2 separate regions of the Homo sapiens genome follow, and region 1 is linked to region 2. A link is a contact called in ENCODE Hi-C or POLR2A ChIA-PET data. All regions are on one chromosome and are shown on one strand. Each heading gives the region's core, a stretch centred on a gene start or an enhancer-like site at or near the end of the contact. The rest is flanking DNA. Distances are from core to core; before and after follow the strand shown. Region 1 holds the start of RPL39 (ribosomal protein L39). Region 2 has its middle 14 kb from the start of SLC25A5-AS1.

Evidence for each region. A loop is a pair of places that touch in the nucleus more often than their neighbours do. ChIA-PET counts read pairs that join two places held with the same protein, here RNA polymerase II (POLR2A). Pooled maps may share reads with other maps.
Region 1: a pooled map shows a loop between it and region 2 (12-fold over the local background). The contact joins the promoter of RPL39 here to the enhancer-like site in region 2. A Hi-C loop is called at or near these places in 1 of 168 maps with a recorded cell type or tissue (CD4-positive, alpha-beta T cell) and 10 of 50 pooled maps. POLR2A ChIA-PET finds 5 or more read pairs at or near these places in 14 of 52 experiments (AG04450, B cell, BJ and 11 more).

The regions. Positions count from the first base shown.
Region 1 is chrX:119,788,785-119,793,139 of GRCh38, forward strand. It overlaps RPL39 (ribosomal protein L39), which reads right to left and starts at 2,846. Exons shown (of 3, transcript NM_001000.4): 1 at 2,790-2,846; 2 at 1,124-1,227. The coding sequence starts at 2,792. LOC107985694 (a long non-coding RNA gene) reads left to right here and starts at 2,932. Exons shown (of 3, transcript XR_001755949.2): 1 at 2,932-3,233. RefSeq lists enhancers at 652-711, 2,581-2,840.
Region 2 is chrX:119,481,285-119,485,544 of GRCh38, forward strand. No RefSeq gene overlaps it. Among named protein-coding and RNA genes, the nearest start is that of SLC25A5-AS1, 14 kb to the left of the region's middle. RefSeq lists enhancers at 1,244-1,343, 1,394-1,443. Within about 2 kb of position 1,352, at least 23 of the 41 ENCODE cell types and tissues checked have a DNase peak (open chromatin) inside an H3K27ac peak, as active enhancers do.

The DNA.
Region 1 (4,355 bases), core at 1,596-4,095, 310 kb after region 2:
AGAGCGATGGGCTGAAAAAGCCATGCAGGAGACTGTTTCAGGCCTAGCTTTCCCTGGAGTTAGTCTAGATGACCTTGGAGGTCCTTCATAGCAATTCTAGTAATGTTTTTCCTTTGAGATCAACTACTTCTGCAGTAGAGGACAGTTTTCCAATCTTTTCTAGTCTCTTTTTAGAAAAGAGAAACATCTAAAAGACTGGGCTAGGTGTGATGGCTCACGCCTGTAATCTCTGCACTTTGGTAGGGTGAGACAGGAGGATTGCTTGAGCTCAGGAGTTCAAGACCAGCTTGGGCAACACAGAGAGACCCCATCTCTACAAAAAATTTAAAAATTAGCCAGGTGTGGTGGCGTGTGCCTGTAGTCCCAGCTACTCAGAGAGATGAGGTGGGAGGGTCACTTGAGTCTGGTAGGTAGGGAGAGGTTGCAGGGAGATAGTGTCAACGCAGCATGTAAAACAGAACAAGATCCTGTCTCAAAAAACAAAAACAAAGGCCGGGCACAATGGCTTATGCCTGTAATCCCAGCACTTTGGGAAGCCGAGAGGGGCAGATCACTTGAGCTCAGGAGTTTGAGACCAGCCTGGCCAATATAGTGAAATACCATCTCTACTAAAAATATAAAACTTAGCTGGGCGTGGTGACGCACGCCTGTAGTCCCAGCTACTCTGAAGGCGGAGGCAAAAGAATCACTTGAACCTGGGAGGCAGAGGTTGCAGTGAGCCGAGATTGTGCCACTGCACTCCAGCCCGGGTAACAGAGCGAGACTCCGTCTCAAAACAAAAACAAAAACAAAAACAAAAACAAAAAGCCTAAAAATACTGACTGGGTCTTCCCCACCAGGATGTGTATAAGACAGCCTTCCACCTTATGACCTAGCTCAGACTGAAGATGACCAGGAAATTAATAAGTATTGGAGAATTATCTGCCCATAAGCCCAGATGTGGGCTGGATGCAGTGCAGAAACAAAGGAAGTACGTTTTTAAAAACGAATTTGAGAATGCTGTCAAAGGGTGGATTGGATTGCATGCAATTTTAATCATGTATTTATACTCAAAAAGTAACCCTGGCCAGACACAGTGGCTCTTACATTTAGCAAAATACAAGCAGTATGATGGAGGTCTTACCTGATTTTATTTCCAGTTTTCATCCGAATCCACTGGGGAATGGGACGATTTTGCTTTTGTTTCTTGGCCAGGAATCGCTTAATCCTGAAAGTCTTGTGAGAAGACTGGGAAGAAAATGCAATCAATTTAGACAATATTAGAGCCTGCCCGAATGATTCAAAGTCAAGAACTCCTTCAAACCAACATTTGAGTGCTTAACACATACCCCAGCCCCAAAATCTTCTCAATGCTAAGCCATCAAGCCAAGCAAGTCTCTGACCCTCACAACTTCTCTGGGGGCAGATACCACAGTTTCCATCGTTCAGATAAAATAAGTGGAATCCGGTTAAGAAACATGCACAAAATCAGAGCATCAATGTGCAGAACCAGGATTCAAACCCAGGTCCTTTCTGCTCCACAGCCAGAGGCTACCTTTCAATTTACCCTGTGGTCCCCCAAGGACTCAGACGACCACACTGGGAATGGCTAGGGAATCTGGCTTCCTGGGAAGAACACAGCTTTGAGTCAAACAGAACCACCTACCTACCATTTGCAAGTCAACGAATCTCAGTGCTCTACTTTGTAAAACAGGGGTACGTACTTTTCAAGTGTTATTGGGAGGGTAATTAAGACTTAGGGAAAGTCCCTGACATTCAGAAGATCTAACCTACTCACCATTTCGGTATTAATCCTAACTCTATCTCTACTGCTAAATTTCACTGGCTAAAAAAATAAACTTTTAAATTTAAAAATAAATGAAATGTCACTTTTCCAAGGATGACTGTCTCAATTTCTAGTTGCATCTTTTGGCTTTCATCTAAGGCCAACCCCAATACTCCCCCAAATCTACAGAATAATCTTGCAAAATTGGCACGGATGCAGGTTTAATGCCTGGCCAACCTGGACGAACATACCCTTGCATAATAATGGGAGCCAATACAAAGAAGGCAAAGATTACACCCCGTCCCCCATCCACAGTAGCAGTTGTAAATTTTGTCAAGTAATAAATTACTTGACAAGTAATAAAATACCAGTACTTATCGCCTCCATATCTAGAAATCAACATTTTACATTTCCCAGTAAAGAGTGACTGGTTCGCTGCTGCCATTTACTAAGAAGGCCAGAATGACACACAGGTTCGCAAAACACCCCTTGTTCTAGGCGCTTCCACGGGGTGACGCTCAAGTCTCTGAATAAACGTCCTCTAAACAAAAGTCCTGGGATCTAAAAATGCGGTTCGCTTCTCCACGCCAAGCTAAACCCTTTTCGAAAACCAGTAGCCCACAATACCCTCCTGATTACCCTCCACGTTGCGCATGCCACGGGCAGCCCACAGTCAGGCCACGATTTCGGGGGTGGCTGCCACCTCCCACCCCCCGCCTCCAGAACGAGTTCGCTACAAGCGAAGGGAAACCGGAATCCCTGCCCGACTCGGCAGCGGCCGGGCAAAGAAAGAGCCCCCTTGAATCCGCGGCCGCAGCGCAGCCCGTCCCTCTCCAGGTTGCTCGCTGGCTCACTAGCTTCCCTCCAGGCCACGAAAGACAACAGTGGCCGAACTGGATATTTTCTTGAAAAAGCCTTTAAAAGGCTCCCGCCCCTCAACGCTCCGCGCGGCCCAGGCATTTCCTGGCAGCGGCCTCGGGTTTTGGGAAGCCACCCCGGGGCCGATGGGGGCCGATGGACTTACCATGGCGAGCAGCGGAGTCAAGAACACACCACGATGGCGGAGAAAGGAAGAGGAGGGAAGCTGGCGGAAGAACGAGCTTAGAAGGCGCTTCCGATGGGCGGAGTTTAGGAGGTGACGCTATGCACCGACCGCCTCTTCTAGTGCCTTCTCTGTCTAGCGGTGCGCTCCCGTGGCGCCGTGGGAAAGCGCGCTGGTTTCTGCCAAATGCAGTTAGCTTTGCTTCGCTTCCCTAAGTGCGTTCCCCCAGGGGCCCGGCAGTGTGCTAGGGGCACCCTGCTTCGTAAGTGAGGCAGACAGCCCGTGATAAATGCCAAAGTAGAAGCCCCTCCGAAAAATTAAGGAGCCGATTGGGCGGGACTAACCCTAAGGGAGGGCAGGGGAAGCGACCGTCACCTCCGGGCGCCGGGGACTCGGAACGCCGGGTCGGAGCTCGGCAGGCGGAGAGTAAGTGCCATTTTCCCAGAGGGTTACGAGTCATTTCGGCCTGGCTGGGAGGTGTGGGAAGGGACAGTCGTGTCGGAGGAAGCCGGAGAAGTTGGAGGGGGTTGGACCACGTGGACGCTTATGTAAGCCTAGGGGTTTTCGACTAGGCGGAAGGTTGCCAATCAAAGTTTTCAACTCAGAAAGTTAGGGACAGAACCTCTTCCTTGGCTGCTAGAAGTCCAGCCTGACATTGTAGCCCGCCTTTGGCAAGATGTACAATAATTAATAACATGCGTTTGGGATGCTAGTGTTCCCCATTTTCATCCTTTTCCCCATTTAAAAGCAAAAACCTTTCCTTTTTGATGAGTAAATAAAATAAACATAAAAATAAGCTGGGCGTGGTGGCTCACGCTTGTAATCCCAGCACTTTGGGAGGCCTAGGCGGGCGGATTACTTGAAACGAGGAGTTCGAGACCAGCCTGGCCAACATGGTGAAACCCCGTCCCTACTAAAAATACAAAAAAACTAACCAGGCGTGGTGGCGGGCGCCTGTAATCTCAGCTACTGCGGGGGCTGAGACAAGAGAATCTCTTGAACCCTGAAGGCGGAGGTTGCAGCGAGCCGAGATTGCGCCACTGCACTCCAGCCTGGGCAACAAGAGCAAAACTCCATCTCAAAAAAGAAAAAGTAAATAAATAAACGCAAAAACCTCCATGTATATTTGCAGTCACCTCAAGCATTTTTACACCAACGGATTACAGCAAGGGTTTTTAACCTGGAGTCCACAAGAGTCCATGTATAGAATTCAGAGGATCCCATGAACTTGAATGGGAAAATACAACTTTATTTTCACCAAATTTAATGAAATGTAATGCTTTCTTTATTTAGGAATGTAGGCAACAGACCACAGTGGCATTAGCAGTACTCGTGACTTGGTCACTAATAGAAACCATAGATGGCTTCATGTTACATTACAGTTGATGCAGATGTCTCCATATATTATTTACACACTCCCTTTAAATTACATTAGTTATAAGTTCACAAATAGAACTATGTTAAGAAGCCCATGTATTACTATAGCACATATTTCCTTTTTTTTTTTTTCAAGACTGAGTCTCCCTTTATTGCCCAGGCTAGAGTGCA
Region 2 (4,260 bases), core at 102-2,601:
CTTACAGGGAAGATCTGGATATTGCAGGGGTTGGGAAATCAACTGGTTCCTGTACTGCTGCTATGTTGTCCATGCTAGAGAACCAGAGAGGCGGGACCTTGGCACACACCCCTCCCCTCCTGAAATCTGTGTGAAAAACAGCTGACTCCACATCCAGGGCTTCTACCATACTGTGTTCATGGGATGCTGGCCTGTGCCACACATGTGCTGGCCATCTTGTCATGAGCCCCTAACACAGAGCCCTCCACATAGTAATTGCCTGATGGATGTCTGGTTGTGATGATGACAATATTGAACAGTGGCTGTCACACAACATGACTCAGGCCACTCCAAGGGGAGAGGAACAGACATGTTCCTGGGGCACCTGAGGACGCTGCCGATAGAGCTGTGCCAACTGCACGCCCATGTGACTGATTAGGGCTGATTAGGCCAGACCTGCTCCCAGACCTGGGCCTAATGTTCCCAGCTTCTAAGACTATTTCAGCCACTAAAAGCCCATGAGAACCCTTGAGTGAATGTGGCCCTTTTTGACGTGCTCAGGAAGCAGGCAGAGTTTGTTCTCTCTCACTTGTGAGTGGGAGGCCTCCAGGAGTGCAGCAGCGGACTTGCTCAGTAGTAACATCCATTGTCATTTCTTGAGCTTTGACTATGGGCCAGGCACTCTTTTAATTGTGGATACTCATTTAATCCTTTCAGTGGCCTTATGATGCAGGTGCTAAGATTACCATTTCCCAGATGAGGAAACCGAGGCACCTGGCAAACCACGTGTAACACCTGCAGATGAAAACCCTGAAAACAAAGGGAACCCCCCCCCAACTTAGAGAGAGTCAGAAAGTAGCACTTAATGCTGCGGTGCCTGGAAAATAACCACGGAGGCCCAGAGGAAGGGAGGGGTTCAAGCTCTTTAGGGACCATCGGCCTGCTTGGGGACCTACCCATGTGAGGAGCCCCTGGAGAGGCGCTTGGTGCAGTGGTTAAGAGCATGGTTCCGCCCCTTTCCAGCTGTGAAATGGTGAGCAAGATTCTAAGTCTCACTGCCTCACCTTGCTCAGCCGGAAAATGGGGTCAAGAACACTACTTGCCTGGCACTGTAGTGAGGATGAAATAAATTAATATTTGCGAGGCGCTTGGCACAAAGCCTAGCATATAATATGCGCTTAAGTGTTTGTTAAATAACTACGGGCTCTCTCAGAGTCGGCCCCTTCCCTTTAGGCGCCGGTTTTGTAATCTGGGAAACTTTGTAAAGAGCGCTCTCAGCGCGGTGGCTAAAACAGTCCGCTAGGACTATGCCGAGTAGCAGCAGAAGGAAATGGCCCGGCCCGCCAGGCGGGGAGCTGCAGACAACTAGGAGAGAGGAGGGCAGGGCACGCCCTGAGGGAAAAAACGCGGCTTTTGCAGGCCTAATGGCGGTTGAAAGTCGCCGAAGTGCAAGGCTGGATTGAGACAGACAGGCTGAAAAAGTCGCAGCGCAGCCGCAGCGGCAGCAGCCGATGGCCGACTCCTTCCTTTTCCAGTCCACGTGCCCAGGCGGGTCTCCGGCCGCCTCTCGCACCTGCCTGCAGAGGGCGCGCTGCTTCTCGCCTCGGCCTGGGCACCGCGGCCGACTCCGCTGGAAGAGCTGTGTCCTCCACGCAGACCGCTTTCCACCAAGCTCAGCTAAACCCACCGCCCCCAAGAAGTCTACCCTGGCCGCTCCAGCCAAGCTCTTCCTCCCCTGAACCCCCAAAGCATCATCAGCACTGCATAATTTAGAACTTGGATATGTGCTGGCTGGTCACTGTGTCCTACGTATGGGACAAATCTTGGCTCAACAATATCATACTTTGCATTTCTCCCCCGAGTCACACACGGCCATTGGCATACCGGCAGCCACATAGCGTGTGCCCAGCAAACACCTGGTGTACCTCTACTGGGTCTCACTGTATTGGCTCCCAAAGGAGACTCTCAGGATCCCTGATGTCGCCAAGCCCTGGGGTGGCAGAAGGGACACCTGGGAGGATGCCTGCATGGCCTCAGTTGCCACTTCGAGCCTTCACTGACCAAATGAGGTCGGTGTAGCCCACCTCAGAAGGCAATGCCTTCGTGCAAAGGAAACCCTCTGCCAGGGAATCCATTGATATGGAAATATTTGCTGAGCCCCAGCTTTGGTGCAGAGCCCTGTGCTGGGCACCAGGGACACAGTGAGGAATAGAAAGGATTCTTGTGGTGATGGGAGGCAGTGTAGAAAAATTAGAATAGCAAGAGATTTAAAGTCAGGCTGGGCGCGGTGGCTCACGCCGGTAATCCCAACACTTTGGGAGGCCAAGGTGGGTGGATTATTTGAGGTCTGGAGTTCGAGACCAGCTTGACCAACAAGGTAAAATCCTGTCTCTACTAAAAAAAAAAAAAAAAAAAAAAAAATTAGCAGGGCGTGGTGGCGCATGCCTGTAGTCTCAGCTACTTGGGAGGCTGAGGCAGGAGAATTGCTTGAACCCCGGGAAGTGGAGGTTGCAGTAAGCCAAGATTGCACCACTGCACTCCAGCCTGGGCGACTGAGTGAGACTCCGTCTCAAAAAAGAAAAAAAACAGAGAGAGATTTAGAATCAGAAAATCCCCCACAGGCACTAGCTGTGTGGCCTTGGGCACACCATGTCACTTCTTTGAGTCTCAGTTTCCTCTTCTGTATCTCTGAGGGAGTCTGGAGTAGGGTAGCGGTGGTCAGATCTACAATGATAGCCAGATTTATAATGTTTTAATGTTCATGAGAACATACTTATCCATGAAGTAAGTAATTTAAATTACATTTTTAACAGTACACATTTTTTTTTTTTTTTTTTAGATAGAATCTCGCTCTGTTGCCCAGGCTGGAGTGCAGTGGTGCCATCTCGGCTCACTGCAACCTCCACCTTCTGGGTTCAAGCGATTCTCCAGCCTCAGCCTCATGAGTAGCTGGGATTACAGGCGCTCACCACCACACCCAGCTAATTTTGTATTTTTAGTAGAGATGGGGTTTCACCAGGTTGGCCAGGATGGCCTCGAACTCCTGACCTCAAGTGATCCACCTACCTCAGCCTCCCAAAGTGCTGGGATTACAGGCATGAGCCACTGCACCCAGCTTTATTCCTTCGATTTAGCTGTAACTTTGTAACCAACCTCTCCCTATCCTCCCCTCCCCTCTACCTTTCCCAGCCTCTAATAATCATAATTCTACTCTCTACTTCTATGAGCTCAGGAGTTTTTTTTAGCTCCCACATATAAGTGAGAACATGCAGAACATGCCTGACTTATTTCACTTAACATAATGTCCTCCAGGCTCATCCATCTTGTCATGAATGACAAGATCTCATTCTTTTTTATGGCTGAATAATATTCTGCTGTGTCTGTGTGACATTTTCTCTATCCATTCATCCATTGATGGACACTAAGATAGATTCCATATCTTAGCTATTGTAAATAGTGCTGCAATAAACATGGGGAGGCAGGTATCTCAATACACTGATTTCCTTTTTGGGGGTATATATCCAGTAGTGAGTGGAATTGCTGGATCATATGGTAGTCCTATTTGTAGTTTGTTTTTTTTTTTTTAAGAAACCTTCATACCATTTTCCATAATGGCTGTACTGATTTACATTCTCATCAACAATGTACAAGTCCCCTTTTCTCTGCATCCTCCCTAGCATTTTTTTTTTTTTGTCTTTTTGACAATAGCTATTCTAGCTGGGGTATACATTATATTTTTTTAAATTGAAGCATAAAATGGAAGTGATGGTGTTTTGTGAAAACCAAATGATAAAATAGTTATGAAAGCTGTTGTAACTGAAAGAGGCACCACAAAGTTTCATTATGTTTACCACTGCTAAAATATATAGGAGGCACCCAGTTAATGTTTCTTGAGGAGAATGGAAATGTTTCCTGAGTGATAGGATCCATATATAAACATGAGAGTTAAGAGTGCCAGAACATCTGACATGTGCCAAATGCGCTGTCCAGATGATAAGTATTTAATGGATTCTCTTAGAGAGCAATCACTGGGCGGGGTGGTCAGGGCTGCATGGTGGAGGTGAGATTTCAGTTGGGCCCTGATGATGGCGTTGATCTTTGGTGAAGAGGCATGAGGAAGACAATCCAGACAGAGGGAAGGGCATGCACTAAGGGCACAAAAGCAGGAAGGTATGAATGATCGAGAATGCCAAGTGCAGGAGGGCAGGGCCCTCTGCCTCTGCTCTAGCCTCAGTGCCTAGCACAGTCCCTGACACATAGTAGGCTCTCAATACATGTTTG